Regions from separate parts of the Homo sapiens genome. Here all the other regions are linked to region 1. Evidence: read pairs that join two places in POLR2A ChIA-PET (ENCODE). Cell type or tissue: CD4-positive, alpha-beta T cell. All regions are shown on one strand.

The links. ChIA-PET counts read pairs that join two places held together with the same protein. Peaks named below come from ENCODE experiments on the same cell type or tissue, not always from the same donor. Only the 100,000 strongest peaks of a DNase experiment are listed, where the experiment ranks them.
Region 2: POLR2A ChIA-PET joins it to region 1 with 12 read pairs; 12 of 35 experiments call an interaction of 5 or more read pairs at or near these places.
Region 3: POLR2A ChIA-PET joins it to region 1 with 10 read pairs; 25 of 35 experiments call an interaction of 5 or more read pairs at or near these places.
Region 4: POLR2A ChIA-PET joins it to region 1 with 13 read pairs; 14 of 35 experiments call an interaction of 5 or more read pairs at or near these places.
Region 5: POLR2A ChIA-PET joins it to region 1 with 14 read pairs; 8 of 35 experiments call an interaction of 5 or more read pairs at or near these places.
Region 6: POLR2A ChIA-PET joins it to region 1 with 64 read pairs; 30 of 35 experiments call an interaction of 5 or more read pairs at or near these places.

Annotation. Positions count from the first base shown.
Region 1 is chr9:125,238,964-125,243,963 of GRCh38, forward strand. It overlaps HSPA5 (heat shock protein family A (Hsp70) member 5), which reads right to left and starts at 2,380. Exons shown (of 8, transcript NM_005347.5): 1 at 2,042-2,380; 2 at 1,713-1,944; 3 at 1,209-1,346; 4 at 458-570; 5 at 1-368. The coding sequence starts at 2,163. It overlaps HSPA5-DT (HSPA5 divergent transcript), which reads left to right and starts at 2,693. Exons shown (of 3, transcript NR_186826.1): 1 at 2,693-3,100. RefSeq lists enhancers at 1,789-1,868, 2,010-2,514, 2,407-2,701, 2,515-3,019, 2,669-2,978. In CD4-positive, alpha-beta T cell, no CTCF peak of the experiment used is centred here; DNase peaks (open chromatin) are centred at 2,528 and 4,508; H3K4me3 peaks cover 2,787 bases; H3K27ac peaks cover 2,266 bases.
Region 2 is chr9:124,938,103-124,943,102 of GRCh38, forward strand. It overlaps GOLGA1 (golgin A1), which reads right to left and starts at 2,981. Exons shown (of 23, transcript NM_002077.4): 1 at 2,869-2,981; 2 at 2,004-2,053; 3 at 475-764. The coding sequence starts at 609. SCAI (suppressor of cancer cell invasion) reads right to left here. Exons shown (of 18, transcript NM_001144877.3): 18 at 4,506-5,000. RefSeq lists enhancers at 2,573-3,073, 3,074-3,574 and silencers at 2,656-3,025, 3,356-3,415. In CD4-positive, alpha-beta T cell, no CTCF peak of the experiment used is centred here; DNase peaks (open chromatin) are centred at 2,989 and 3,699; H3K4me3 peaks cover 2,308 bases; H3K27ac peaks cover 2,584 bases.
Region 3 is chr9:125,296,208-125,301,207 of GRCh38, forward strand. It overlaps GAPVD1 (GTPase activating protein and VPS9 domains 1), which reads left to right. Exons shown (of 28, transcript NM_001282680.3): 4 at 2,683-2,899. The coding sequence starts at 2,715. Among named protein-coding and RNA genes, the nearest start is that of GAPVD1, 37 kb to the left of the region's middle. In CD4-positive, alpha-beta T cell, no CTCF peak of the experiment used is centred here; no DNase peak of the experiment used is centred here.
Region 4 is chr9:125,141,682-125,146,681 of GRCh38, forward strand. It overlaps SCAI (suppressor of cancer cell invasion), which reads right to left and starts at 1,847. Exons shown (of 18, transcript NM_001144877.3): 1 at 1,704-1,847; 2 at 952-996. The coding sequence starts at 1,756. It overlaps PPP6C (protein phosphatase 6 catalytic subunit), which reads right to left. Exons shown (of 7, transcript NM_002721.5): 7 at 4,892-5,000. RefSeq lists a silencer at 1,466-1,965. In CD4-positive, alpha-beta T cell, CTCF peaks have their summits at 2,093 and 2,295; DNase peaks (open chromatin) are centred at 1,010 and 1,980; H3K4me3 peaks cover 1,605 bases.
Region 5 is chr9:125,123,323-125,128,322 of GRCh38, forward strand. All of the region lies in intron 2 of SCAI (suppressor of cancer cell invasion), which reads right to left. Among named protein-coding and RNA genes, the nearest start is that of SCAI, 18 kb to the right of the region's middle. In CD4-positive, alpha-beta T cell, no CTCF peak of the experiment used is centred here; a DNase peak (open chromatin) is centred at 2,969; H3K27ac peaks cover 1,005 bases.
Region 6 is chr9:125,187,377-125,192,376 of GRCh38, forward strand. PPP6C (protein phosphatase 6 catalytic subunit) reads right to left here and starts at 2,427. Exons shown (of 7, transcript NM_002721.5): 1 at 2,268-2,427. The coding sequence starts at 2,342. RefSeq lists enhancers at 1,749-2,535, 2,536-3,322, 2,625-2,704. In CD4-positive, alpha-beta T cell, a CTCF peak has its summit at 2,554; DNase peaks (open chromatin) are centred at 1,845, 2,505, 3,205 and 3,315; H3K4me3 peaks cover 2,567 bases; H3K27ac peaks cover 2,124 bases.

The sequences.
Region 1 (5,000 bases):
CCCGAGTCAGGGTCTCAGAAAAGTCTTCTCCTTCATAGAAGGACTCAATTTCAATTCTTGCTTGATGCTGAGAAGACAGGGCCCGTTTGGCCTTTTCTACCTCGCGCCGGAGTTTCTGCACAGCTCTATTGTCTTTCCTGACATCTTTGCCCGTCTTCTTTTTGTACAGTTTGATGAAGTGTTCCATGACACGCTGGTCAAAGTCTTCTCCACCCAGATGAGTATCTCCATTAGTGGCCACAACTTCGAAGACACCATTGTCAATGGTGAGAAGAGACACATCGAAGGTTCCGCCACCCAGGTCAAACACCAGGATGTTCTTCTCCCCCTCCCTCTTATCCAGGCCATAAGCAATAGCAGCTGCCGTACTATTAGATTGAAAAAGGGAAAAGTTTTGTCAGTACTTCACATTTCCACTATTTGGCAAATATGCCGTATCCCTGAATTTCATACTTACGGCTCGTTGATGATCCTCATAACATTTAGGCCAGCAATAGTTCCAGCGTCTTTGGTTGCTTGGCGTTGGGCATCATTAAAATAGGCTGGTACAGTAACAACTGCATGGGTAACCTAAAAGGATAAAAGATAATTAAGTGTATTGTCACATAGTTTAACCCTTATTTAAATTACAGTCTGGCCAGGCGGTGGCTTCTGCCTATAATCCCAGCACTTTGGGAGGCTGAGGCAGGAGGATCACCTGAGGGCAGGATTTCAAGACCAGCCTGGGCAATGTGGAGAAACCCTGTCTCTACTGAAAATTAAAAAAAAAAAAAAAAATTAGCCAGGTGTGGTGGTGTGCCTGTAGTTCCAGTTACTTGGGAGGCTGAGGCAGGAGAGCTGCTTGAACCCGGGAGGCAGAGGTTGCAGTGAGCTGAGATCGTGCCACTGCAGTCCAGCCTGGGCAACAGAGCAAGACTCCATCTCAAAAAAAAAAAATTACAGTCAAACCATCACTTTAGTTTTTAAGCCAACTTATTGATGAATACAACATATAAAATTTTATGTCCCTGGAATTGTAAGCATTAAATAATACATGAAAAGTCTATTTTGTTTGGCTTATAGTAAGGGACTCAATAATTAAACCTGACAAGCATGAATACCATTCTGATTAAAATTTTTGAAACCCTTCACGAAGGCTTCTATACATAACAGCCAACCGAGAATACTAATGATCAAAAAATACTTAACATTGTTCTAGAAATATTTACCTTCTTTCCCAAATAAGCCTCAGCGGTTTCTTTCATTTTAGTGAGAACCATGGCAGAAATTTCTTCAGGAGCAAATGTCTTTGTTTGCCCACCTCCAATATCAACTTGAATGTATGGTTTAGTTTTCTTTTCAACCACCTATTTTAAAGAATTATTGTTTTCAGACACAGATACAATGACATCTCAAAGTTTAAAAGACCCACTACCATCCCCACAATTTGGTTTATTTTGGTCCCTTGGGGCTGCAAATTGACTAGAAATACTTCAGGGAGTATAGGTGTCTTACAAAGTTCAGTTTTAATCGGTCTTTTATTCCTAAACTATCGTAGACAGTACGACAGCAACTGTCTTAAGTTTTGTAACATACTAATAGTATTAAAGTTATTACATACATCATGTCTATAACCTTCAACTGTTGTCTCAACACTTTTCCAGAGACTTATAACTCTAAATACTCCCACCACCCACCCGTTCTCTAACTGGATGAGAAAAACCCGGTCGAACCTTGAACGGCAAGAACTTGATGTCCTGCTGCACAGACGGGTCATTCCACGTGCGGCCGATGAGCCGCTTGGCGTCAAAGACCGTGTTCTCGGGGTTGGAGGTGAGCTGGTTCTTGGCGGCATCGCCAATCAGACGTTCCCCTTCAGGAGTGAAGGCGACATAGGACGGCGTGATGCGGTTGCCCTGATCGTTGGCGATGATCTCCACGCGGCCGTTCTTGAACACGCCGACGCTGGCAGAAAAACCCGACAGAGGGACATCAGCACCGCACTTCTCACGCCAGGCCAGGCGGCCACGCCCCGTCCCCCTGCATCCGCAACCCCACTTACCAGGAGTAGGTGGTCCCCAGGTCGATGCCGACCACCGTGCCCACGTCCTCCTTCTTGTCCTCCTCCTCGGCCCGCGCCGCGCTGAGCAGCAGCAGCATCGCGGCCACCAGGGAGAGCTTCATCTTGCCAGCCAGTTGGGCAGCAGCAGGCAGTCCAGCCACAGGCCGTAGCACAGGAGCACAGCGCAATTTCCGACTTGCAGGCGGCAGGGGCCCGGGGTCACAAGGCGCCACGAACCAGGCGAAGGGCAGGTCTAGAAATACAGGCCGCGGCGCTTCCCTCTCACACTCGCGAAACACCCCAATAGGTCAATCTGTCTGTGCTGTCTTGGCCGGCGTCGACCTCACCGTCGCCTACTCGGCTTATATACCCTCCCCCAGCCCCGTCGTGGAGGCCGCCGATTGGTGAAGGCCCTGCTCGTTGGAGGCCGTTCATTGGCCCAGGCCACCAAGCTGGCCGCCGCCGATTCGAAGCGGCCCCCTCCGCAATAAACGTCACTGCTCCGCCCCCCCCAGCTGATTCATTGGCTGCTATTCGTTTCTAACGTTCACCAATGGTAGATAACATCCGCCCCATCCGCTGGTCCCATTGGTTCAGCAGCTGTCTATCTCTCCTGCGACTTCTGACCCCGAGGCATTTCCGCTGGTAACCGCACAAGTCCCGCCTTCACTCCCGGCCCTAGGGGGTCGGAGTAGGTCCAGCAGGAGTGACCCCCCGGGGCTGTGGGATCTGAAACTTTTTCTTCTCTACTGCTTGTTCTCCCTTCCTCCATCCCTCACCCCGAAGCGGGAAGCAGCTTTCTCTTCCCAGCTTCCATCCAGTCTCTGAGTAGACCAGTCGCAGCTTAGATGCTGGGATCGCCTCAGAACACATTTCTTTGCCCTTCACGGCCACTACCGGTATTGGGGTATGCGAGTCTCAGGGCCGTTCGTTGCTCACAGGTCGAGCTGGTCTGGACTCTGTTCGACCACGAATCATGACTCCTTCCTGCCAGTTATGTCCCCTCCGCACCCTTGCCCAGCCATTTTACCAGGCCTCTCCACATTGCGCTGCCCCACGGTAAGTCGCAGGACAAGCCCGGCCAAAGGAATTGCCTCCAGCTCTGAGTCCCCTCCCTACTGTGGCAACCCACTCCAGTGCCAGCCCTCCCACACTGGATGTCTAATTTTTCTAGCTTGCCACCCTTTACTTTCCCCTCCGCTGCCCATCCTTTCCCTCTGGGGCAAAGGTTATCATTTACGGGGCTTTCTCCATCCTTTATTGTTGATACTTTTCTACCTTCATTCCAGGAAAAGGTCTGATGTACACGCAGACAACACATTTGATAGGCGAAAATCGTCTTGATAATGCCTTATTCTTATATAACATCCTGTTGCAAAAAATAATAGAGACCACTATTTGCTGAAAGCCTACCGTGGATTAAGCATTGTTCAGTGTGCTTTTCATGTGTCATTTAGTCTTGACAGTTCAATACTCGGTAGGCATTTCCCGTTTTCCAGATGAGGACATTGAAACTGAAAAAGATTAAATAACTAAACAAGTCACAGAGCTGGTGAGTGATGGAGTTAGGATTGATAACCAGGTGGAGTTCACTCTATTGCCAATACTTTTTTTTTTTTCAAGACGGAGTATCACTCTGTCACGCCCAGGCTGGAGTTCAGTAGTGCAATCTCAGCTCACTGCAACCTCCGCTTCCGGGGTTCAAGCGATTCTCCTGCCTCAGCCTCCTGAGTAGCTGGGATTACAGGCACGCACCACCATGCCTGGCTAATTTTTTTTTTTTTTTTTTTGTGGAGATGAGGTTTCACCATTTTAGCCAGGCTGGTTTCGAACTCCCAACCTCAAGCGATCTGCCCACCTCGGCCTCCCAAAGTGCTGGGATTACAGGTGTGAGACACTGTGCCTGATCTCTTAACTTTAAAACAAAAAATTCATCTGTGGCCGGGCGTGGTGGCTCACGCCTGTAATCCCAACACTTTGGGAGGCCGAGGTGGGCGGATCACGGGGTCAGGAGATCAAGACCATCCGGGGTAACACGATGAAACCCCATCTCTATAAAAATCCAAAAATTAGCTGGGCGTGGTGGTGCATGCCTGTAGTCCCAGCTACTCGGGAGGCTGAGGCAGGAGAATCGCTTGAACCCGGGAGGTGGAGGTTGCAGTGAGCCGAGATCACGTCACTACACTCCAGCCTGGGCAGCAGAGCTAGACTCCATCTCAAAAAAAAAAAAAAAATTCATTTGTTTGAGGAATGTTTTTGGAGGACCTACTATGGAAAGGGCAAAGCTCTGATATGAAATATTTGAGATTCATGGGTATACTGTGTCCAGATACCACTAAAACATCCTAAACACACTTTATTAAGATGTTGAGCCTGTGACTCAGTACTCAAGAATTTTCTTTTTCCTTAGTGCTTCTCAAAGGTTAGACTGGTGACTCAAGAGTTGACTCTGTTCACTACAGAGGTTGCATCATGCATCTCTTTCAGCAGGGCTTGTAATCCTGCGGCAACATTGACCCTTCTTTGGCTTGCATCAGTCCAGCATTAAGATAGAAATCATCATTTGACCACATTACAGCTTCTTTCATTTCAATCAAATGTTTTTATAGTGCAGTCCATTTCCATTAAAAAAAAAAACTCTCCATTTCAGCCTTATCCTTGATTAACAGAGTAACGTTTTGTAACTCTCCTTTTTGTAAAATTTAGAAAAGCGATACATGGCTAACTTCCAAAGGGAATTGAATATATTGTGGTTTCATCTTTTTAAAACCAGACATTTTACATACATTTTCTAGTATATTCCAAAGCACAGTCACTTACGAATAGGAAAGTACATGGTCAAAACTAGCTTGCTGAACATTAAATGCCAAAAATAATATCCAGGTCAAGTTATCAATACTTAACTGTTAGACACTGTGCTAAAGACGTACGTGCATTATCTCTTTTTATCTTTAAGAAA
Region 2 (5,000 bases), 300 kb before region 1:
GAAAAAAGAAAAAAAGCAACATACTGTAATCACTGGGGCCATCTTTCCAACAATCGTCCCAATACAACAATGCACTCTTGCTAACCCCATACCACAACTCAGAGACCTTGTTAAGCAGCAATGACTTAGTTGTTATATAAGTATATATGTCTGCAATGAAAACAGGCCCAGACATTTTCAGAAATGAAATGCAAAAGAAGATGTATAAGGTATATAGACGGAAAAACAGTACAAGAGGACACTGGAGAGAATATGGAGAGGAACTCACAGAAAAATAAGGAAAAAAATATAGAGTACCTTAACATTTACAAACCAAACATTAACAAAAAGGTACCTCAGAGTAAGAAGAATCAGATGTACAGGCTCTTGTACAGCTATAAACCATGAAAGGTATGAAATAATCAAGCAATTTAAAATATTTATTGGAAGAATACCCTGCAAAAGTATCTTTATTTCTTAAGTAAAGGTACTTACAAAGTCATCTCCTGAGTCAGCTCCCATTGAGGCAACTGATTCCTTGCTCACAGACCGTGGGATCCTAGTAGCACCTCCTGGCCTCTGAGCAACAGCAGTCTCTTCTGCAATTTTCTTCTTCAGTTTTGCAAACATGTTTGCTGTGTGGCTATCCTGCACAGATGACGAGCTCTCAGTAGTCCTGGTGCCTGTGTTCAGGATTCAGACAGAGGCGCCTACAAAGTTTCAGACATCCAAGCTAGCTGCATTCCCACTTAAATGTGGGCCAAGGGCTTATGGCAACACAGGATCTACAAATCAGATGAAAGAGACAGTTCAAAAGTTAAACATTGGAAAGATTTCGCATCTGAGTTGTTAAGTTTTAGATTTCAAAACTAAGTTTCATAACTTACATGTACACTTATAGAACACAATTACTAAACATTTAAAAAGCACTCAGGTGCTTCATATGCATATACAGATGAAGAAACCCAGTCTCAAGAAGATGAAGTAACCTACCAAAGATTGTGTGGCTAAGTGGAAGGGCTGGTATTTGAACAGAGGACTCTGATTCACAAATCTCTACGTTTTTTTTTTTTAATTACATGTTGGCTATGACATATAACACACTTGGTAAAATGTCCCAGAGCAGACATCAACATCATATATTCATGACTTAATGATTTCAAATCCTTCCTCCAATAAGCTTAACTACAGTTTAGTGTTCTTTAAGTTGAAGACAAAAATGCATGTAATTCAATTCATATGTAATTCAATATTCAATATGTAATTCAATATGTAAAAGGTGTAATATCCTACTGTTTCAGGATGGTTTGCAATCAACTGTCCAATAGGAAAAGCTGGTAACAGAAAAAAGAAGACACACCAGACAACTCTATTATATAAGTATCTGATATCCTTGAACATTTTCTAGAGACGCTGTGTGGTTTTGAGTTTGATAAAATTACCTCCAATGAGTTTATTTTCTTTCTTTCTTTTTTTTTTTTTTTTTTTTTTTTTTTTTGAGATGGAGTTTCGCTCTTGTTGCCTAAGCTGGAATGCAATGGCACTATCTCGGCTCACCGCAACCTCCACCTCCTGGGTTCAAGCGATTCTCCTGCCTCAGCCTCCCGAGTAGCTGGGATTACAGGAATGCGCCACTATGCCCGGCTTATTTTATATTTTTAGTAGAGACGAGGTTTCTCCGTGTTGGTCAGGCTGGTCTCAAACTCTTGACCTCAGATGATCCACCTGCATTGGCCTCCCAAAGTGCTGGGATTACAGGCATAAGCCACTGCGCCCGGCCTCACAGTTTCTTTTCTTAAGAATGTTTGACATGATATTCAAAGTAAGATTCAAAAACCTTTTCCTCCTAATGGTGTATAAAACACTAATATTCTGGTTCCAACCTTAACTTTCCATGTTTTGTGGAGGATACCTAAGCTCTGCTCTGAGATACACAAATGCCATCTTACCACTTCAGATCCTCCATTAAGGCTGTACAATTCTTCAGAAACTTTACTTTCAATGTGTGTAAACCACTTACTCACCTGGCTTATCTACTAGATTTAAAACAGCTTGGAGGTCAAAGCATTCTGTCCTGCATGAAGACAAAGATAAAATGCATTGGGTATTTCTTTTCAAGTGTATGGCCAAAATGTTGGGTGGGGATAGGGGGAAGAAGTGAAGGAAGAGGAGGGGCAGAAGAAGGATTAAAGGGGGTAAGAAAACCTGTCACAACTCTCAATGGGATACCCTCCCTAACCCTGATCTCCTATGAAATTGTTTTTTGCCTAAGAGCTTCACTTACAAGCGCATAGAACAGAATTGATCACCGCAGCGGGTGCCTAAATTCACTTCTCCCTGGGAGCCCTGAGCAAAACAATTTGAATGAGGTTAAGTTTTCCTGGAGCCAGTATTTATTTCTCAGTTGATTACTACACTCACATACTGTTTACCCGGCCAGACCCTGGGCGTCTGGTCACGGATGTGCACTGACAAAAAGCAAGGCAAAATTGGGTAAAGACAGATGTCTAACCCCCAGGGAGGCAGGCAGGTGCCTGCCACGGCAGTTTGGATCTCACTCCCTCAGGCTACCTCCAGCCCCGCCCGTGCTTTGGACTGTCAAAGAAAGGAAGGATCCAACATCTCTCCCATTTGACAGCAAGGAAACTGAGCCCTAGAGAGGAGGAGCGACTTGTCCAAGGTCGCGCAGGGAGGAATCCCGGAACCCTAGGCTCCAGACTCCCAGGCCGGGGCAGCCCGCCTCCGCCCCCACTCTCACCCTTTCAGCACCCCGGTGCCGCCCCCCGCCTTGGGGCTCGGGCAACCCTGACCGGGCCGCTGTGGGGACAGACCGAGGCCACTGGGAGAATAAGGGGCCTGCTCGCATTCCCGGAGTCCTGGCCCGCGCACCTGCCTCTCTCTGGGAAGCCAGCAAAGCCCCGCCTCCCGGGCCTCTCGTGAGCCCCGGCCCGCGTCACCAACCCCCACCGCCCAGCCGGCGAGCCGAGCAGCGACCCGGAACCGCACGTCTCCCAGCGCGCCGGAAGTGACTGCGCGGTGGGGGGAGGGGGTTGGTCCGACGCGCGCATGCGCCCGTGCGCGGCCTTGGCGGCTACTGTTACCACCTCTGAGCGGCGACTGGGCCGGAACGGCTGGAGTTCTCGGGTGCCCAGCCGGGCGCTCCCTCAGCCCAGTTCGCCACGTCAGCGAGCGGCCAGAGCCACAGATGATGACTGAGTCTCCGAGGCCTCTCGGTCTTTTTCTATTTTAACAGGGGCGCGTGCAGAGCGTGGTAAGTGGGAGGGGCTTCGTGTCAAAAGTAAAAGAACCCAGTCGGTGCCACAGGCCCCGCTGTGCTGTGCTGGCTACAAACCCGGCCGGGGCTGCACTGCTTGGCCAGGCGCCCCCCCGCGCCGCCCGGTCCCGCCGCACCCTAGGCAGCTGCCTTGCCACCGTGTGACCCGGGAAGTCTGCGCCTCCAGCTTCACTCACAAGCCAGTAGCTCCAGAAACTAGTCCTGGGACCTTACACCTTGAGACCAGTTTTTAGACTTTGGCGCCTGTCACCTACTGTAGATGATGCGTTTTATATCGCAACCGAGTACATAACGTCCAGCAGAACCACGTTCTTACTATGTAATGCACTTAAAAACGCTGGTGGCAGCTCACTATATTGGATTAGCTTCACCATCCGCTGCTGGGCCGTCTCCTTTCTGCTTAGGAAGGAAGTTGAAAACATCAAAAGTGCACGGCGCGCGCTTCTGTGGTCCCAGCTACTCGGAAGACCGAGGTGGGAGGATCTCTTGAGACCAGGGCTTCCAGACCAGCCTGGGCACCGTGGCGAGACTCCGTCTCTTTAAATAAATAGCAATCATGCAGGCAGTAGGAAAATAAACAAAAGAGGAAAAACTATCTTGTTCCAAGTCACAGTCCAGGCCGGGCGCGGTGGCTCACTCCTGTAATCCCCACACTTTGAGAAGCCGAGGCGGGTGGTTCACCCGAGGTCAGGAGTTCAGACCAGCCTAACATAGCGAAACCTCGTCTCTACTAAAAATACAAAATTAGCCGGGCATGGTGGCCCATGCCTGTAATCCCAATTACTTGGGAGGCTGAGGCAGGATAATCGCTTGAACCCGGGAGGTGTAGGTTGCAGTGAGTCAAGATCGCGCCATTGCACTCCAGCCTGGGCAACAAGAGCGAAACTCTATCTCAAACAAAAAGTCACGGTCCAAATCAGTACCCTAAGTCAGGTCCCTGAACTCGTCAATGCCAAGCCAGCCATTCCACCTTAAGGAACTCTGGTTCCATCCCCAGACTCAACACAAGCCCAAGAATAAGCAGATTCCACCCAATTCTTCAACAGTCCCTTCCCTCGCGTGTTCCAGTTCTGACCTGCAGGAGCAGGGCAGGGAAAAAACCAAAACCAGGATTCAAACATTGACAAACTAACAAGAAGCATCAACCCCAAGATAGTTCAAAGCCTCTGAGATATTTGAATGAAGCAAACCCTAACAGTTCAGCTGTCAATACCGAAAAAGTACCAAAAACTTTAAGCAAATAATGTTTATTTTTATATTGATGATACACTTAATATATATGTGGATTCAAGGTACAAAATTCATGTACAAGAGTTCACACCTGATGAATGTAGACACATTCCTAGAGAACATTTATCAATGTGAAAATTTCTTTAATACACTGACAACAAAAATCAAATATTCTCTAATCTCGTTATTCAATAAACATCAAAACAACGTTTCAGTTTTCATCCTCTAGTACTGAAGTGCCCTCAAGGTGGTAGGCACTGTATAGCAGGAGAAAACATTGGAAAGCCTACTGAATCCGCTCTGCAGAATCACAGTGTTTACTCTGAAATTCATTTAGTGAAGTAGTGGAAGGCTATCTTTTATGACAAATCACATCTCATACAAGAGTCAAAAGTGATGAACTCAAGAAAATAAAATGTTTCAAGAACTTCTCAATTTCTAAAATCTATGGAGTATTAACCATAACAGACAAAGAAGAAAAAGGCTGCTGGAAAGG
Region 3 (5,000 bases), 57 kb after region 1:
TTGCTTTGTTGCCCAGGCTGGAGTGCAGTGGCACAATCTCGGCCCACTGCAACCTCCACCTCCCGGGTTCAAGCAATTCTCTGCCTCAGCCTCCCAAAGTGCTGGGATTACAGGTGTGAGCCACCACACCCGGCCACATATAGTTCTTAGGTTTTTTTTTTTTTTTGAGATGGAGTCTTACTCTGTCACCAGACTGGAGTGCAGTGGCGCGATCTCAGCTCACTGCAACCTCTGCCTCCTGGGTTCAAGCAATGCTCTTGCCTCAGTCTCCTGAGTAACTGGGATTACAGGCATGTGCCACCATGCCCGGCTAATTTTGTGTTTTTGGTAGAGACCAGGTTTCTCCATGATGGTCAGGCTGGTCTTGAACTCCTGATCTCAGGTGATCCCCTTGCCTTGGCCTCCCAAAGTGCTGGGATTACAGGTGTGAGCCACTGTGCCTGGCCTTTTTTTTTTTTTTCTCCTATTTTTTTGGAGACAGTCTCGTTCTGTTGCCCATGCTGGAGTGCAGTGGTGCGATTTCAGCTCACTGCAACCTCTGCCTCCTGGGTTCAAGTTTCTCCTGTCTCAGCCTCCTGAGTAGCTGGGATTGCAGCCACCTGCCACCACGCCTGGTGAATTTTTGTATTTTTAGTAGAGACAGGGTCTCACCATGTTGGCCAGGCTGGTCTCAAACTCCTGACCTCAAGTGAGCCACCTGCCTTGGCCTCCCAGAGTGCTAGGATTACAGGTGTGAGCCACCGTGCCCAACCCAAGAAATTTTTTGCTAACTTGATGACTGTCTGCTGCCCAGACACACAATATTATGTTTTGTTATCTGTGCCACAGGTATTTCTGTTGTTGATTTAACATTTGTGATCTGGCACAAATTCTAGATTCAAGGGCATAGCTTAAATAATAATGCTTTAAAATATGTGTGCTATTTGTATCAGTTTGTTTAGCTGCTAGATAAATAAGAGTAGTGAGATTTCATTTATTCCTTTGGCAAATATTTATTCAACTCCTGCTGTGAACTAGGCCGTCTCCTAGTCCCTGAAATTACAGCTGTGAATGAACAAAGCAAACAAGGCTTGGCCCTGCTGTCACTTACCTTCTAGTGGGGAAGCCTCACAATAAGCACGATTAACATGCAGGTAGATATCTGTAATATAATGCTAGATAGGGGCAGTGCTTTTTTAAAAGGCCAGAAGAGGGATTAGGAAGTTATATTTTCTATTTTAGAAGGAGTTGTCTGAGAAGGCCTTTCTAAATACACGTTTGAGTGGAGAGATCTGAATGGAATGAAGATACTGGATAACCTTCCAGACAGAGAGGTCAGCAAATGTGGACACTTTGAGAGAGGGACATGCTTGGCCTGTTCAAGGAACAGCAAGAAGGCAGATGTTCTGGAGCTGTGTGAACTAGGGTGGGATTGTAGGAGAGGAAATTGGAGAAGTAGCCAGGGGTAGATCATATAGGACCTTCAGATTTCATTCTATCATGAAATAAAGCCTGTGGATGGTTTCCAGTAGGGGAATGAAGTGATCTGACTTAAGTTTTGTTTTGTTTTGTTTTTTGAGATAGAGTCTCACTCTATTGCCCAGGCTGGAGTGCAGTGGCATGATCTCACCTCACTGCAACCTCCGCCTACCAGGTTCAAACAATTCTCCTGCCTCAGCCTCCCGAGTAGCTAGGACTACAGGTGTACACCACCACACCCAACTAATTTTTGTATTTTTAGTAGAAACGGGGTTTCATCATGTTAACCAGGCTGGTCTCGAACTCCTGACCTCAGGTGATCCACCTGCCTTGGCCTCCCAAAGTGCTGGGATTACATGCGTGAGCCACCGCGCCCGGCTGTGATCTGACTTTTTAATTCACTATGCTATGTAGAGAACAGACTCTAGAAGTACAAGAAAGGAAGCAGCGAGATCACTTAGGATGTGGTGATTATGCACCTCCTAGTGAGAATTGATGTGATTAGCAATGGAGGGGGGAATAAGTAGTCAGATTTTAAATATATTTTGAAGATAGAATCAACAGGATATTTTGATTGTGATTAGAAAGAGCACAGTCAAGGATAACTCTGGGGTTAACAAATAGACATTGTATTTGAGGATATACACAGGGTTTACAGCACCTGTCTCTAAGCGGTGGCCTTAGCAGTGAGCTTTTTTTTCTTTTTGCTTATCTGTATTTACCAATTTTTCTATGCTGAACCTGTAATACTTCTGTAATAAAAAGATAGAGATTATTTGAAAATTAGAGTTAAAAGTGGCATCAAATGTAACCTAATTTTTTTTTTTTTTTTTTTTTTTTTTGAGAACGATTCTTGCTCTGTTATCAGGCTGGGGTGCAGTGATGCAATCTCAGCTCACTGCAACCTCTGTCTCCCGGGTTCAAGGAATCCCCCTGCCTCAGCCTTCTGAGTAGCCGGGACTACAGGCGCGCCCCACCGCACCTGGCTAATTTTTTGTGTTTTAGTAGAGACAGGGGTTTCACCATGTTGGCCAGGGTGGTCTCGATCTCTTGATCTTGTAATCCGCCCGCCTTGGCCTCCCAAAGTGCTGGGATTATAGGCATGAGCCACCGCGCCTGCCCAAATGTAACTGAATTCTTAAAGTATTCTCCTGTCCCTTTTGATTTTAGAAAAGAACTTAAGTGACATACATAAACTTTAAATCTTTATCTTTTTACTCTTAGTGATCAGCCTTTGAGCCTTTCCCACATTGAAGATGGTGAAACTAGATATTCATACTCTGGCTCATCACCTCAAGCAGGAACGCTTATATGTAAACTCTGAGAAACAGCTCATTCAGAGGCTCAATGCAGATGTACTTAAGACAGCTGAAAAGTTGTATCGTACAGCATGGATTGCGAAGCAACAGAGAATCAATTTGGATCGGCTTATCATAACCAGGTAAAGAGATGATTTTCAGGTTTTAAGTTTTGTGAACCACTATGATTCTGTAAATAAATTAGTAACTATAAATAAATGAATCTGTTTCCAACAAAGTGCATTATTTAAGATAATTTACATCAATGTTAAGGTGAGTCTTTGCTTATAATACAGTTTATTTGGATTATTAAGTAACTTAGGCACTTTTATAGAAAATTGTAACTTAAGCATTGACATTTTATATCACACCAATTGGTTTTGTGTCTTTGTCTATATAAAATGTTATTGTTGGCTGGGCGTGGTGGCTCACACCTATAATCCCAGCACTTTGGGAGGCCAAGGCGGGTGGATCATGAGGGCAGGAGTTTAAGACCAGCCTGGCCAAGATGGTGAAACTCCGTCTCTACTAAAAATACAACAATTATCTGGGCATTGTGGTAGGCGCCTGTAATCCCAGCTACTCGGGAGGCTGAGGCAGAGAATTGCTTGAACCCGGGAGGTGGAGGTTGCAGTGGGCCGAGATTGTGCCACTGCACTCCAGCCTGGGCCATAGAGCGAGACTCTGTCTCCTCAAAAGAAAAAAAAAATGTTGTTGTAGAGAGTAAATTATCTGTTCTGCTTTTCTCCTAATATTATTTAATATATAGGTTTCCAGCTGGGTGTGGTGGCTGACACCTGTAATCCTAGCACTTTGGGAGGCCGAGGTGGGTGGATCACGAGGTCAGGAGTTCAAGACCAGCCAGGCCAAGATGATGAAACCCCATCTCTACTAAAAATACAAAAATTAGCGGGGCATGGTGGCATACGCCTGTAATCCCAGCTACTCGGGAGGCTGAGGCAGGAGAATGGCTTGAACCCGGGAGGTGGAGGTTGCAGTGAGCCAAAATCGCACCACTGCACTCTAGCCTGGGTGACAGAGTGAGACTCTGTCTCAAAAGAAAAAAAAAAAAAAAATATATATATATATATATATATATATATATATATATATATATATATATATATATATGTATTTCCATGTTTTGATATTGTATAGCTATTTTTCGGGTTTAGAAACCACATTTTATTGTCTTAATACCTACGAAGAACATTTATTTTATTTTTTTTTTTTTTTGAGTTGGAGTCTCGCTCTGTCCCCCAGGCTGGAGTGCAGTGGCACAATCTCAGCTCACTGCAACCTCTGCCTCCTGGGTTCAAGAGATTCTCCTGCCTCAGCCTCCTGAGTAGCTGGGATTACAGACTTGTGCCACCATGCCTGGCTAATTTTTGTATTTTTAGTAGAGACGGGGTTTCACCATGTTGGTCAGACTGGTCTTGAACTTCTGACCTCGCAGTCTGCCCCCTCGGCCTCCCAAAGTGCTGGGATTATAGGTATGAGCCACCCTGCCTGGCCAAGAACAGTTTTTAACTCTAAGAATATCAGTGCTGTTGAGAATATAAGCCAGATGCAAAAGAATACATACTGTATGATTCTATTTGTATGAAGTTCAAAAAGAGACAGGACTGATCTTTGATGACAGAAATCAGAATAATGGTTACTTTTTGGGCTTGAGAGGGTGGTATTGACTGGGAAAGGGCACGTGAAAGCGTTCTTGGGTTTTTAAAATGTTCCATGTCTTAATCTGAGTGGTGATTACTGGGTGCATGTATGTGTAAAAATTGTTCAAGCTGAACACTTGACATTTGTGCACTTTACTGTATTTTACCTCAATAAAAATGAGTTTAAAAAAAAAAAAGAACAGTGCTGTTGTGGGCATTGTGGTTTTTTCCCCACATCTTTTAGGCTTATTTTATTTGGATTTGTTTCCAGAAGCAAAAAGCCTAGTTAAAGGATGTGATTCTGCAGGTCATTACATACTGGCATGTTGCTGTTGAGAATGGTTGAGCAATATGCTGATATCGACTTCATTTTTATTATTTTTTAGTACTTGAGTATTTGTAAACTTTCTTATGTCCATAAATAAGCATAAGCAGTTTAACTGTAGCTGATTTTTTTTTTTTTCAGACAGGATCTGGCTGTGTCGCCCAGGCTGAAATGCAGTGGTATGATCTTGAGTCACTGCTGTCTCAAGCTCCTGAGCTCAAGCGATTTTCCCACCTCAGCCTCCTGAGTGCTGGGCCT
Region 4 (5,000 bases), 97 kb before region 1:
CAGCATTATGGTATAACAGTTAAGAGCTTAAGCTCTGGAGTCAGACTGTCTGGATTCAAATCCTGGTTTTATCTTTTACTAGATGCATGATTTTGGGTAAATATTTGGCCTCTCTGTGTCGCAGTTCCCTCTTCTGTAAAATAGTGACACTACATATTCTCTTAGGGTTCTTTGAGGATTACAGGAGAAGATACACATAGAGCATTCGTACACAGTACTTGGCACATAGTAGATGCTCAATAAAATTAGTTTATTTTTTGAGGCAGGGTCTTGCTGTGTTCCCCACACTGGAGTGCAGTGGCATGATCACGGCTCACTGCATCACTGCAGCCTTGACTTCCTGGGCTCAAGCAATCCTCCCACCTCAGCCTCTTGAGAAGCTGGGACTACAGGTCCACAACACCCGCTCAGCTAGTTGGTTTTTGTTTTTTTAATTTTTTGTTTTTGTGGGTACATAGTAGGTGTATATATTTATGGGACCGGCTAGTTTTTCAATTTTTTGTAGAGACGGAGTCTTGCTCTGTTGCCCAGACTGGTCTTGAACTCCCAGGCTCAAATGATCCTCCTGCCTCAGCCTCCCAAAGAGCTGGGATTGAAGGCATGAGCCACCCCAGCCAAGATGAGCTTTTTAAACAGAGATGCTGGAGAAAATGAAATTATGGCTAAGGTTAAAAAAAAAAATAGCTGAGATCCTTACACAACATCAAAAAGTAAAAAAGTAGGATTTCTCAAGATTTCCCACATTATCTTAGATACCAAGAAAAAAAAAATCGACTGTAGAGGTAGTAATTTGAAGTCCTCAAAAGAAAAATCATGCATGTGGTTATATTCTTTTAAAAGGGGGATAAATAAGAAACTTCATCTACTGACAGTATACAATTATGCAGTACGGCACAGGTGCAGCCAAGCAAAAAGAAAAACATGAAGCAAAATAGGAAGGCACTGCCTTACCTGCTTCTCCGTTTTCGAGGCGGTTTCTCCACTGTGCCAGTCAGTCTGCAGACCAAACAAATAAGACGGTAACTAAAAGTAACATACAAGAAAACATCTCCCGGCGCTACCGTGCCAGTCAAGAACTAAATAGACCACCCTCTGGGACCACAGGCTCGCCAAGCCCAGATCTGACCTTACAAACGCCTCATGCCCTGTTTCCCCTATTTACCAAGACCTAGCATTCCTGGGACTCACCGTTCCCCCAATTCCCCCTGAGCTCAAACCTTCCTGGTCCCTCACCCCATCCTCGACCCCTGCTCGTCACAGCCCAGCTCCCCAAAATCACCCACCTCCACCTACTCATTGTCTGCCTCGTCACCCCCGCAAGCCCCCCTAGCCTCCCCTTTCCTGTGCCCACCCGTTCCCGACCGTGCACTGCCCCCTCCACGCCCCGCCTCTCCGGGCCCGGCGACCCCCGCATTCCACGGCCCCTCCGGGGGCGCGCCCGCCTTGCCCCTCCCGGCCCCGCGCCGCCAGCCTCACCCCTCGGCGCCCCTTCCCTCACACGCCCCTCTCACCTGGCCTCGAGGAGGCGATCGCGCCCAGCCCGCGCCGCCGCCTGCAGGCGCCCCCAAGGTCCCCCCAGCCTGCACCCCCCGCCCCTCCGGTCTCTGCGCCCCGAATGCTCCACCGCCCCGAGCCGCTGCCCCTGGGCCCGCTCCCTGGCCCCCACCCCATCCCCAACCCCGGCCTCCACCCAGCCCCCGCACCTGGGGGCCAGGCGACTCCGCGGCTGCTGGGGCTGCCGGGCTCCTCTGACCATCCGGCTCCTGCTCCGCCGCGGGAGCTGCTCCGGCGGCCGCAGGGCTCGCTCGGGAAGCTGAGGCGGCGGAGGCTGGAGTAGGCGGAGAGGCGGGAGGAGGGCCTCGCGCCTCTGCCAGGCTTGCCGCGGGGCCCGCCTCCTCCGCGCCTCTCCTCGGCTCCCATTGGCTAGAGCAGTAGTGTGGACGGAAATCTGTCAGTCGATTGGACGCTCGGCCCGTCACATCCCGCGCTGCCCACCCAGAGGTTTGGTTGAGACTGCAGGTGGCGGCGGAGGTGCCTTAGAGATTGCTAGCAGGGCCGGAGGAGACCCTAGCGCCACCATGCGTCTAAAAGTAGGAACTGCACCCCCGGCTCCAGACACCTGCCCCAGGTTCTCCTGGCTCTGCGTCCTGCATACCACACACCTGCTGGCGCCCCTCCACCTCTGCACCACGCCAGGACCGAAAACAAGCCCTGAAATCTCCCAATTTCTTCTAGCAGGTGAGACAGTGAGGCAACTCTCACAAACGTGTTTCCTTTTAAGCCACCTCGAATGCGATCCTTGTCCCTACATCTTGCTGAAATTGTCTCACAGCTCACAGCTACCCCTCAAAAAGGACCCAGCCAGAAAACTCTAAGAATCCACCAAAATAAAGCATGGTTTGGATGCTCAATCCTCTGCAGAAAAGCTCACTAGCTTGGGTGCAGGCTTTTAAGAAAGTAAGATTTTTTTTTAATTACCATGAAAGAAAAATCAGCACTACAAACAGAACCAATGCCATACTAAAAGCAACGTGTTCCATTTTGAAAGGCCTGGACAAATTTGATCCCTGAATGGAAGCTGACCATCCTGATTGTGTGACCATTGCAAGTTCTACACCAATTAATCAATTTTAAAATAAATTGTACTGTATTTTTTGACAAACAGGCATGCAAAACTGCCTTTCATAAGCATAGTTACCCTTCTTCTGCTTTAACAAAGCCATCCTTGAAAATAAGACTCAGCTCATTAACGTATTATAAAATTCTTGAAGGTGGGAAGGCCTCTCTAAATCTCTACTCCTGTGTGAACTTGTTTGGTATATTCTCAGCATCTGTTCAGAGTTGGGAGGAGGCATAAAACTTTCTCTTAAGTCACTTCCATTTTATTAGAACATCTTTTATGCCTCAATAATATGACAGCGTCGAGTAGTACATGTCAACATTGGGGTGGGGAAAATCTCTCATTGATCTCCATAAGCGGCAAAAATTAGGATACTAGTTTTTCACAAAACCAAATGTATTTGGTGTAAAGAGTTGTCTTTTCTTCTGAGATGGTCCTACCTACATCTTTAATGGTAAAATGACTTTCCATTTATGAAGTAATACTGACGGTAAATTGTAGTAGGAATTGAAAAATTGCTTTGAAAAAATGTCAAATCTCTGTTGGTCCCCCAAATTAGTATTTCACGTAATCCTAAAGTCACAGAACCACAAATCACCTCAATCTCAACTAACAGTTTCCACCCATATTATCAAGCCAGAGAGAGGAAAGAACTCGAGAATAATTTGTGTCAGACGAAGGGGGATCATCAACTCACTAGGGAAGTAATCTTGAAATACATTTATTATATTCCTTATTAAAAATCCATTGCCTGCTTTTTAGCATCTTCCATAATTGACCAATCCTCACTGATATATGGCAGATATTGTCAATAAAACAGGACCTATTCATTTCTTACGCCTTCCCAAAAAGGATCCTCGAGTCTTCACATTGTGTCCAAGTGATCTCTGCTTATTTTAACTCTGTAAGACATACAAATCCCATCATTCCAGTCCACACTTAATTCACACTTCCTCTTTATCTTCCCCAATTACTCCATCCTACATCAAACATTTCCTTGTCCAGATGTGTTGTACTTACAAAATCTACACTATGTTAGCAATTATACATTGCCTTGGATTATTCTTCCCAACTACAATGAATTTGAACAAATGGCCTATGAGTATGAGCCCTTAATAAAAGGCAGCTTTGGACCAGATACTGGGTGCTTTGTGTGTGCTATTTTTAATAGTGAGATTAACCCTGCCTGATATTCTCTTATTTTAGACACAGAAACTTAAGATTCAGAAAATTCAATCTGTTCAGGGTCACACAACTACAATAACCAATATTGCTTAAAATAGAGCGCTAAAGAAATACTCTGGTGTGCCCTCTAGGGATTCAAGTTCCAGCTCTCTTGTGCAACGTTAGACAAGTCACCTATCCTCTCTAAGCCTATTTCCTCATCTAGGGGGAGAAAAGTTCTAGAGAAGGATGAACAAGATTTATTAATTTTTTTGAAGTTTGGGCTGGGCACAGTAGCTTATGCTTGTAATCCCAGTGCTTTGGAAGGCCGAGATAGGAGGATCTCTTCAGCCGGGAGTTCAAGACTAGCCCGGGCAACATAGGGAGACCCCATCTCTACCAAGAAAAAAAAAAAATAAAAGGTAATATAGTCATAGACCCATACAGCAAGGGCATCACAAAATAGAGAACATAACAATTTAGCACATATGCTGTATACAGGTTAGTTGCTATTACTGCATGACAGAGCTGGGGTTTTCACCCAGATCTGATCCCAAAGCCTGTGCTATTCCATAATGCCTCCATGCAGTCTTTTATAACCCACCATTTATATACAAAAGCACAGTGCTGCTGAGCATAGTGGGTGCCTAGGGATTGAGTGGAATATACTTATGTAGTATTTTTGTTGACAACACAAATCTATAAATGTCATGCATTTTTGAATTAAGAAAACATTTGAATGATCTAAGCCAGCATAAGCCTACTCTCATGAGGGCACAAATTCACCAATAAATTGATACGGAAATAGAAAACAGGAGGGGAATGCAGAACCAACCTTCCCCAAGCATCTAGTGTGTCTGGCATCATGCTAGGGGACTTTCCAAATGTTTCTTTTTGGTTTACTACCGTGTATTTCGTCAGCATCACTACACACTGTAAATATACAATTTAAAGAGTTGTGATGATCTCATGAAGCATAGTTCTGGGCACTGGATCGAGGTTGTAACAATAAACATTGCCTTTAAAGAGTTGGAACACTTAGCTCAGAGTCAAATGCAAAACAAAAAAAAAAAGGTTTCACTTTTGTTCACCAGTCAAGCAACCAAGTGGAGGAATAAGCATTTTTTAATTTCTTATATAAAATGCTAACTTCTTGTCAGGACATACTACAGACTATGCATTGAATTTTTTGACAAACTTCCTGTAATCTTTTTAT
Region 5 (5,000 bases), 120 kb before region 1:
ACTACACTCCAGACTGGCCAAGAGAGTGAGACTCCAACTCAAAAAAAAAAAGGCTTATGTCAACAATTCTAAATCTAAAATCTTTATTTTTGGCAGTTGTTCTCTGAAAATCTATACATGATGACTCTATAGTTTGGAAATTATCCTAAGAGTTTAAAAGTCCTAACTGGCAGGCCGGGTGTGGTGGCTCACGCCTGTAATCCCAGCACTTCGGGAGGCCGAGGCAGGTGGATCACGAGGTCAGGAGATCGAGAACATCCTAGCTAACACGTGAAACCCCGTCTCTACTAAAAATACAAAAAATTAGCCGGGCATGGTGGCGGGCACCTGGAATCTCAGCTACTTGGGAGGCTGAGGCAGGAGAATCGCTTGAACCCGAGAGGCAGAGGTTGCAGTGAGCCGAGATCACGCCACTGCACTCCAGCCTGGGCGAGAGTGAGACTCCGTCTCAAAGAAACAAAGAAACAAACAAACAAACAAAAGTCCTAACTGCCACTTTGCAGGATTTTAGGAAACCACGTGTGAGCACCTTCAACATGCACTCCCCGTCTAGAAAAGAATTTCCAGGACACTGTCAAACAGGCACACATGCCTTCCAGGCCAGGAGAATATATGGAGAGAGAACTTAGGAGAAAGAAACCCCAAATGCAAAATAAGAATACAAACAGTGGTGCCTAGCCTTAGAGTAAAATGTTTCCAAAACAGCTGCCAAGTTTATGAAAACCCAAGCACCTCTCCTTTTGCTTGGTTTGTCATGAAGATAGCCATTTCATGACAGACTGCGTCAATGCAGAGAATTAAGCCAGTAATGCAGAAGTTCTCAGAGATTAGGAGCACTCTGAAAAACCTGAAATGAGACAAAAGTAAGGCAATAAAAGACTAGGCTTATATATTAGTCAGGGCTCTCCAGAGAAACAGAATCAACAGGAGAGAGACAGAGGTAGAGGTAGAGAGACAGAGACAGAGGTATATATATTTAAAAAGATATTTATTAAAAGGAATTGGCTCATGCAATTATGGAGGCTGAAAAGTCCCAAGATTGTCAGTCAGTAAGCTAGAGACCCAAGAGAGCCTATGGTCTAGTTGCAGTCCAAGTCTAAAGGCCTGAGAACCAAGGGAATCAATGGCGCAAGTTCCAATACAACAGCTACCATGCTCAAGAGCCAAAGTTTTGGTTCAAGTCCAAAGGCAGGAAAACACTGATGTCCCAGCTCAAGGAGTCAGGCAGGAGAAGCTCCCTCTTGCTCAGTCTTTTTGTTCTAGCCAGGTCTTCAAATGATTGGATGAGGCTCACCCAGACTCGGAAGGGTATCCGTTTTACTCAATCACTTCAAATATTAATTTCATCCAGAAACATCCTCACAGACACACCTAAGATAATGTTTGACCAAATGTCTGGGCACTCAGTGGCCCAGTCAAGTTGACACATAAAATGAACCATCATAACTGACTTGGCTCTATTTTGCCCACTCTTCCCAAAAAGCCAAGAAAAGGGGTTGAAAAAGAGTTTAAAGCCTGGTGAGAGAGAGCAGGCAGAAGAAAACTGACTCTTCACTGGATAACTACCTTACGGCCCTTCCCTTAACAAGGCAAACAAGAGCAGAGGACTACCTCCCAATCTGTGTGGGAGGCTCACGCCTGTAATCCCAACACTTTGGGAGGCCAAGGTGGGCAGATCACCTGAGGTCAGGGGTTCCAGACCAGCCTGGTCAACATGGCAAAACACCGTCTGTATAAAAAATACAAAAATTAACCAGGCATGGTGGCGCACACCTGTAGTCCCAGCTACTCAGGAGGCTGAGGCAGGAGAATCGCTTAAATCCGGGAGGTGGAAGTTGCAGTGAGCTGAGATGGCGCCACTGCACTCCAGCCTGAGAGACAGAGCGAAACTCTGTCTTAAAAAAAATAAAATTAAATTTAAAAATGAAGGCCAGGCGCGGTGTCTCACGCCTGTAATCCCAGCACTTTGAGTGGCCGAGGTGGGAGGATCATGAGGTCAGGATCCAGACTAGGCTGGCCAACATGGTGAAACCCTGTCTCTACTAAAGATACAAAATTAGCCAGGTGTAGTGGCACATGCCTGTAATCCTAGCTACTCAGGTGGCTGAGAGAGGAGAATTGCTTGAACCCAAGAGGTGGAGGTTGCAGTGAGCCAAGATCGTGCCACTCCACTCCAGTCTGGGCAACAGAGTGATACTCCATCTCCAAAAAAAAAAGAAAGAAAAATAAAACTGAACTGCCCTTTAATCAAAAGATATCTGCTTCTTAAGGCCAAGGTGGGTGAATCACCTAAGGTCAGGAGTTTGAGATCAGCCTGGCCAACATGACAAAACCCTGTGTCTACAAAAAATACAAAAAAATCAGCCACGCATGGTGGCAGGCACTGTAATCCCAGCTACTCAAGGGGCTCAGGCAGGAGAATCACTTGAACCTGGGAGGCGGAGGTTGCAGTGAGCCAAGATCACGCCACTACACTCCAGCCTGGGCGACAGAGTAAAGACTTTGTCTCAAAAAAAAAAAAAAAAAAGATAGCTGCTTCCAAAACACACACACATATTCTCTCTCTCATGCATGCGTGCGTACACGTACACACACACACACACACACACACACACACACACACACACATTCTCTCTCTTTGTCCATCAGAAACCTATACAGGATAAGAGAAATCTTAGCTGGACATTGAGCCCCTTGGGTACAATGAAGCCAGTGCTGGAAGAAAGGAGACTCTCCAAGGAAAATCACAGATTCACATAACTCAGCCCTTGTGAAGCCAGGACAATGAGTCAAGCTGTTGGCTTGGACTATAGTCATCCTCAAGGCTCAACTAGAGTAGGAGGATCCCTGTTCAAGCTCACTTTTCTGAGCCAGTCATGTGGCTGCCAGCAGGCCTCAGAAGATCTACATCCAAGCTAGCTGTTGTGGTTGCTGGCAGGCCTCACTTCCTCACCACATGGCCCTCCCCATGGGCTGCCTGGGTGGCTGTCTTCACAACATGGCAAGTGCCTTCCCTCTATGCAGTGCTGCCTCATACCATGGAGTTAGCCTCCCCCAAAGTGAGTTGGGGGTGTGTGTGTGTGTGTGTGTGTGTGTGTGTGAGAGAGAGAGAGAACACACATGCAAGGCAGAAGTCAGAGAGAGAGAGACAGAACACACATGCAAGGCAGAAGCCAGTTTTTTTAAAACCCAATCTGAGCTAGCCAGCTAGCCTCCCGCAAAGTGAGGTGGGTGGGTGGGTGTGGGTGTGTGTGTGTGTGTGTGTGTGAGAGAGAGAGAGAGAACACACATGCAAGGCAGAAACCAGTCTTTTAAAAACCCAATCTGGGAAGAGACATCTCATCACTTCTCCTGTGTTCTATTCACTAGAAGTGCATCGCTAAGTCCAGCCCACACTCAAGGGAGGAGAATTCAGCTCCATCTTTTAAAGAAGGGAAAATCAAATCATTTTTGGATAGATCATTAAGTCCCACTACAGGGACTAGAATTACTGATGAAAATATAAGTAGCCAGATAAGTTATTAAGACATCAATGGATGTTTTATTATCATGGTACTTCCCAATCCCCAAGATGATAGTCCTATTTGCTTCTTTGCCTCAAGGGAGGTTTGTGCATGTTTTCTGAAAATATGAACTCCTTGAGGAGATTATACTGAGGGAAGAAGGGTAGAACAATGAGTGCCTTTGGCGGGAGCTGGGGGTTAGGTAGAAATAAGAAGAAAAATGGGAGCAATTTATCTGAGAAGAAGGAATTCCTTCAGAATCCACAAAAAGGGAACCTGCAACCCCACGTCCTAGCAGTGCCCAAGTCCTCAGAGAGAAATGGGCATGTGTTGTACCAAGCAAAGCTGAAGCCTGTACATCAGAATCCCCAGGCTTCAACGCCTCATATCCTCTTAGACAATGTGCTCAGTCACATCCAGCACAGGCTGAAAATCAACCTTCCACCCTTCTCCTGGTACCTCAAAAGCCTATTAGAGTCTCACATAACTCTAAGGAGGGGTGGATCTCTATTATTAATCACTGAGATTGTATTTCTAACCAGTTTGGTAGAATTGAGGGGGAGAAGGTCCCAGGGCAGAATTTTTTTTTTTTTTTTTGAGACGGGTTCTCATTATGTTGCCCAGGCTAGTCTGAGCTCAAACTACGCTCTCACCTCAGAATCCCAAAGTGCTGGGGTTACAGGTACGAGCCACCACACCTGCCCCCAAGGGCAGAATTTGATTTCATTTAAAGGAATTAAAATATTGTTAATACTTTTTGCTTACCTGATTTCATGAGGTAAGATTCATATGTGCTATACAGTCAATTAATGTACTAACCTATGGATATCTTTTGCAAATAAGTAATATTGGTGGTTTCAAAGAAAGTTCCAAACAAGCTGCTCCATTTAAGATTTTTCCGGCCGAACGAGGTGGCACACGCCTGTAATCCCAGCACTTTGGGAGGCAGAGGTGGGTGGATCAACTGAGGTCAGGAGTTTGAGACCAGCCTGGCCAACATGGCAAAACTCTGTCTCTATTAAAAATACAAAAATTAGCCAGATATGGTGGTGCGTTCCTGTAGTCCCAGCTACTCGGGAGGCTGAGACAGGGGAATTGCTTGAACCCAGGAGGTGGAAGTCTCAGTGAGCTGAGATCACACCACTGCACTCCAGCCTGGCCAACAGAGTGAGACTGCATCTCAAAAAAAAAAAAAATTCTAGGCCAGGTGCAGTGAGTGGCTCACAGCTATAATTCCAGAACTTTGGGAGGCTGGGGCAGAAGGATTGCTTGAGGCCAGAAATTTGCAACCAGCCTGGGTAACAAAGTGAGACACCCATCAATACAAACAATTTTTAAAAATAAAAAACCTGCCGGGCACAGTGGCACATGGCACCAGCTACTCAGGAGGTTGAGGTGGGAGGACTGCTTGAGCCCAGGCGTTCAAGGTGCTGTAAGCTGTGACTGTGGCACTGCCCTCCAGCCTGGGCAACAGAGCAAGACCCCCTTCTCTAAAAT
Region 6 (5,000 bases), 52 kb before region 1:
AAGCCATTCTCCCTGCCTCAGCCTCCCAAGTAAGTAAACTGGGATTACAGGCACCTACCACCATGCTCGGCTAATTTCTGTGTTTTTAGTAGAGAGGGGGTTTCACCAAGTCGGTCAGTCTGGTCTCAAACTCCTGATCTCAAATGATCTGCCCACCTCAGCCTCCCCAAGTACTGAGATTACGCCACTGTGCCCTAGACACATTTTCATAAAAAGCAACATTTTATTCATCATAAACACAAAGTTCAAAAAAGCTTTATGCATGATAAATAAGAAGAAAAAATTCCATGTCAATTCACTGACATGCAATAGTCAACCTCACCTATGGGATTAATAATGCTACTAAGAGGTCTGGTTAGTTTTCCATGAATTGGGTCCCAATGCTAGTTGTATTCTTATTCCCTTAAAAAAACCACATAGCAGAAAGAAGCCACAAAAGGAATGTCTGAAGGACTCAGATGAGCACAAATGCTACATTACTACTAACGAAGGCTGTCCTTATTTGAAATTATTCTATTAAAAACGGGAAAATGCACAAGAATGACTCCCCTATCATATGCCACATAAAATTAACAGGTAAGTACAATTCAGTCACATTCACAACAGCACGTGTGGCCTCAAATATTATGCATACTTGTTGACTGATGTTAAGTATCAACTTACTGTACAAAGAAGAAATAAAACAAAACCCACAGTAATATATTTCCTTAAGAATACACTGAGTCGGGGCTGGGCACGGTGGCTTACGCCTGTAATCCCAGCACTTTGGGAGGCCGAGGCGGGCGGATCACGAGTTCAGGAGATCGAGACCATCCTGGCTAACACGGTGAAACCCCGTCTCTACTAAAAATACAAAAAATTAGCCAGGCGTGGTGGCGGGCACCTGTAGTCCCAGCTACTCGGGAGACTGAGGCAGGAGAATGGCGTGAACCCGGGAGGCGGAGGTTGCAGTGAGCCGAGATGGTGCCACCGCACTCCGGCCTGGGCGACAGAGCGAGACTCCGTCTCAAAAAAAAAGAATACACTGAGTCGGTTAAATACTAGCACGAGCTGATAAGCACTGCTAGAAACCTAAGCTCTGATTTCAGCAAATGCATAGAAACACTTTTCAAAGAAGCAGTATACCTAGGCCGGCGCGGTGGCTCACGCCTGTAATACCAGCACTTTGGTAGGCCGAAGCGGGCGGATCACTTGAGGTCAGGAGTTCAAGACCAGCCTGGCCAACATGGCGAAACCCCGTCTCTACTAAAAATACAAAACAGCCGGGCGTCGTGACGGGCGCCTGTAATTCCACCTAGTCGGGAGGCTGAGGCAGGAGAATCGCTTGAACCCGGGAAGTGGAGGTTGCAGTGAGCCAAGATCGCACCGCTGCACTCCAGCCTGGGTGACAGAGTGAGACTCTATCTCAGTTAAAAACAATAATAATAATAATAATAATAATAATTAAAAAGTTTTAAAAAAGAAAAGCAGTATACCAAAGTCATTCCTTTACCCATACATACATTTACTCTTACTTGGACTCAGGAGTAACAAGGAACTCACCTCCTTTAGAAAACGAAGAAAATGAAATACTGAGTTAAGAAGGGGTTAAGGAGAAAGTATTTGTATTTATTGAGAACCAACTACTTTATCCACTTCAGTAAGCTCAACAACATACTCAGAAACGGGATTCACCTCTGAATTAGCAAAACCGACGATCCTAAAAAGCAATTTGGAGGAGTGGCAATGAAGAGGGACGACCTGACGTTCGCTCCCGCCAGTACCAAACCACTCGGGCCCACCGCCTTCCCCTTCCTCAGAGACCTAAACACACTGAGGCCGCGTTCCGGTAGCCGGTGGCATCTCCTGTCAGACGCCGGCCACTCCGCGCTCCTGTCACCTCCGGTGGAGGCGACCCCATCCCGAGGGCACTGCCGCGGGGGCTCGGCTCCGACTGCGGGAGACCCAGGGATGGGGTGGGGAGCCGAGCCTTCTAAATAAAGCTGTTACAGCTGCGGGTCCTGGGGCAGCCCGAAGGCCAGAAGGGGCGACCCTGGGACAGAGGCCGCGACATCCCTCGGGATCCCCACTGAGGCAACCGGGACAGCATTCGACGACTCGGCTCGCGAGACCCTCGGCGTGACGCCGGGTAGGACCGGGTCGACTGGCAATGGGGGAGGCCCTCCACCGCGACTGGACTGGATACCCGGCGGGGGTCCTGGAGAAAGGAAGGGCCGGCCGGCGGGCGCCCCACAGCCGGAAGGGGCGAGCCCGCAAATAGGGCTCACCTTCAGGTCGTTCTCTGGCAGGTACTTGCACAGCCGCGCTATTTCCACATACTTGTCCAGGTCTAGCGGCGCCATTTTAAGAATAACAAGCCGCGGCAACAGCGGCGGCGGCGGCTGTAGCAGCGGCGGCGGCAGCGGCGGAGGCCGAAGCCGGAACTTTCCCTGCGTCACGTCCGGCCCGTGAGTGGCGCCTGCGCAGCGCCGTTAAAGCGCGACCCGTTTCTCCCCGCTACGTCGGTACGCCCGGCGCCCCCTCTGGCTGAACCCCGACTGCAGGCCCCAAGAGAGCCCGCTTCGGTCCACCCCGCGAAACCTGCTGGGACCCGTAGTCGTCTGCCGCGGGGGTGCTGGGATGTGTAGTTTTCTGTTGTGGACAGCCACCCCTCTCTTTTCCTCCCGTTCCTCCAGACTTTCACCTCCCGGCAGCCGGCGAGGCTTTTCCGAGGCAAAACAGCGGAGTAGGTGGTCCTAGCCACTCACTGGTTTGTTTTTCCAACCCTTTTAAGCACTCTCCAGAATATCTTCACTTAACAATTGGGTAAGCCTGGCCGTAGTAACCGTTTGCACCTTTCCAAGTCCCTGTGAAAACCTCGCCTAAGCCTGTGGCAGAGATGTCAGGCCCCAGTCTTCCAGCCTGAAAGGAAGGGAAACGAATATTATTAAAGCATTTCTGATGCTAAATGCGATACAAATGATATTTTTCCTTTTAATCTTCGTAACGATTGATAGGAAAGTGAGGCTAGGAAACTGCAGTTCACCCCAAATCTCACAGGGAACAAAATGGTGGGGTCAAGATTGAAAAATGGCTTAAGCTTAAGCATGCTTCCAGTGAGAATCCCACGAGGGCAGGGAGTTTTTTGCTGTAACTCCAGCACCGAGAACAGTACCTGGTACTAGCATACCTTCAGCGTTCGTTTATCCAACCACTCTTTGCTGAGCAACAAAGATGTGCCAGGTACAGCTCAAGGCGCTTGCAGTACTTCGTGAACAAAATAGACAAAGATCTCTATTCTATCTGTAGCTACAAAAAGTACCAAAATTAGCCTGGCGCGGTAGTGCGTGCTTGTGGTCCCAGCTACTCTGGAGGCTGAGGCAGGAGAACCGCTTGAGTTGGGAGGCGGAGGTTGCAGTGAGCTGAGATCGCGGCACTGCACTCCAGCTTGGGCGACAGAGCGAGATCCTCCTCAAAAATAAATTAGTAAAAGGAGCTGCTGTATGGGACTAGGGGTGGGGGTGCAATGCCTATAGCTAAGAGACCAGTTAAGAGACTGTTATGTAATCCAATAGTAGCAGGCGCTCAATAAATATTTGTTGCTCAAGAGACCCTGGAATTAATCCTCTTGCTCTCTAAAGTATATTTTGTGGACAATTGGCTAACCCTGAATGAGATATCTGGGTGAACTTCTTTGTATTATTCTTGTAACTCCTCTGAAAGTATGAAATTGTTTCAAAGTAAAATTAATTTTTAGAAGTTTGTTGCAGAATGAATGATGCCCACAAGCATTCATTTCTTCATTCATTAAACTAATAGTTACATAGTGCCTATTGGCCAGGCCGCGGTGGCTAATGCCTGTAATCTCAGCACTTTGGGAGGCCAAGGCAGGCAGATCACCTGACGTCAGGAGTTCAAGACCAGCCTGGCCAACATGCCGAAACCCCATCTCTACTAAAAATACAAAATACTGGGGAGGCTGAGGCAGGAGGATCACTTGAATTGCTTGAGGCAGAGGTTGCAGTGAGCTGAGATGGCGCCACTGTACTCCAGCCTGGGCCACAGAGTGAAACTCCATCTCAAAGAGAAAAGAAACCAGAGGTTACACAGTGCTTATGATGTGAATAAAACAGATATGATCCCTGCCCTAATCAGGCTTACAATCTGCTGGGAAGAGACAAACAGTATTTATTTATTTATTTACATTTACTGGTTTATTATTAATATAAAGGATATTACAAAGGATACAAATGAAGAGATGCATAGGGTGAGGTAATTAAAATTTTTGTTTTTGTTGAGGCCGGGTGCAGTGGCTCAAACTTGTAATCCCAGTAGTGAAGCCAAGGTGAGCAGATATCTTGAGGCTAGGAATTCAAGACCATCCTGGCCAACATGGTGAAACCTGATCTCTACTAAAAATACAAAAATTAGCTGGGCATTGTAGCACATGCCTGTAATCCCAGCTACTCCGGAGTCTGAGGCATGAAAATTGCTTTGAGGTGGGGGTTACAGGGAGCTGAGGTCGTGCCACTGCACTCCAGCCTGGCCAACAGAAAAAAAAAAAAAATTGTTGAGGTGAGGTCTTGCTGAGGCTGGTTTTAAATTCCTGGCCTCAAGCTATTCCGCTGCTTTGGCCTCCCAAAGTGCTGGGATTATACGTGTAAGCCACCATACCTGGCAGTGAGCAAATATTTAATTGCAAATTGTGATTAGTACTCAAAAGGGAAAATAGGAGGTACTATAAGCAAGAAAAATGGAGTAGACGAGGTCTACCTTTGGCTGGGCACAGTGGCTCACGCCTGTAATCCCAGCATTTTGGGAGACCGAGGCGGGCAGGTCTTTTTGAGGTCAGGAGTTCCTGACCAGCTGAGATCCCACCACTGCACTCTAGCCTGGGAGAGAAAGTGAGACCCTGTCTAAAAAAAAAAAAAAAACAAAAAACTACATTTTCTTACCTGTACTTGTGTCCTTTGGGGGAAAAAAAAGGGCCCAGCATGGTGGCACACGCCTGTAATCCCAGC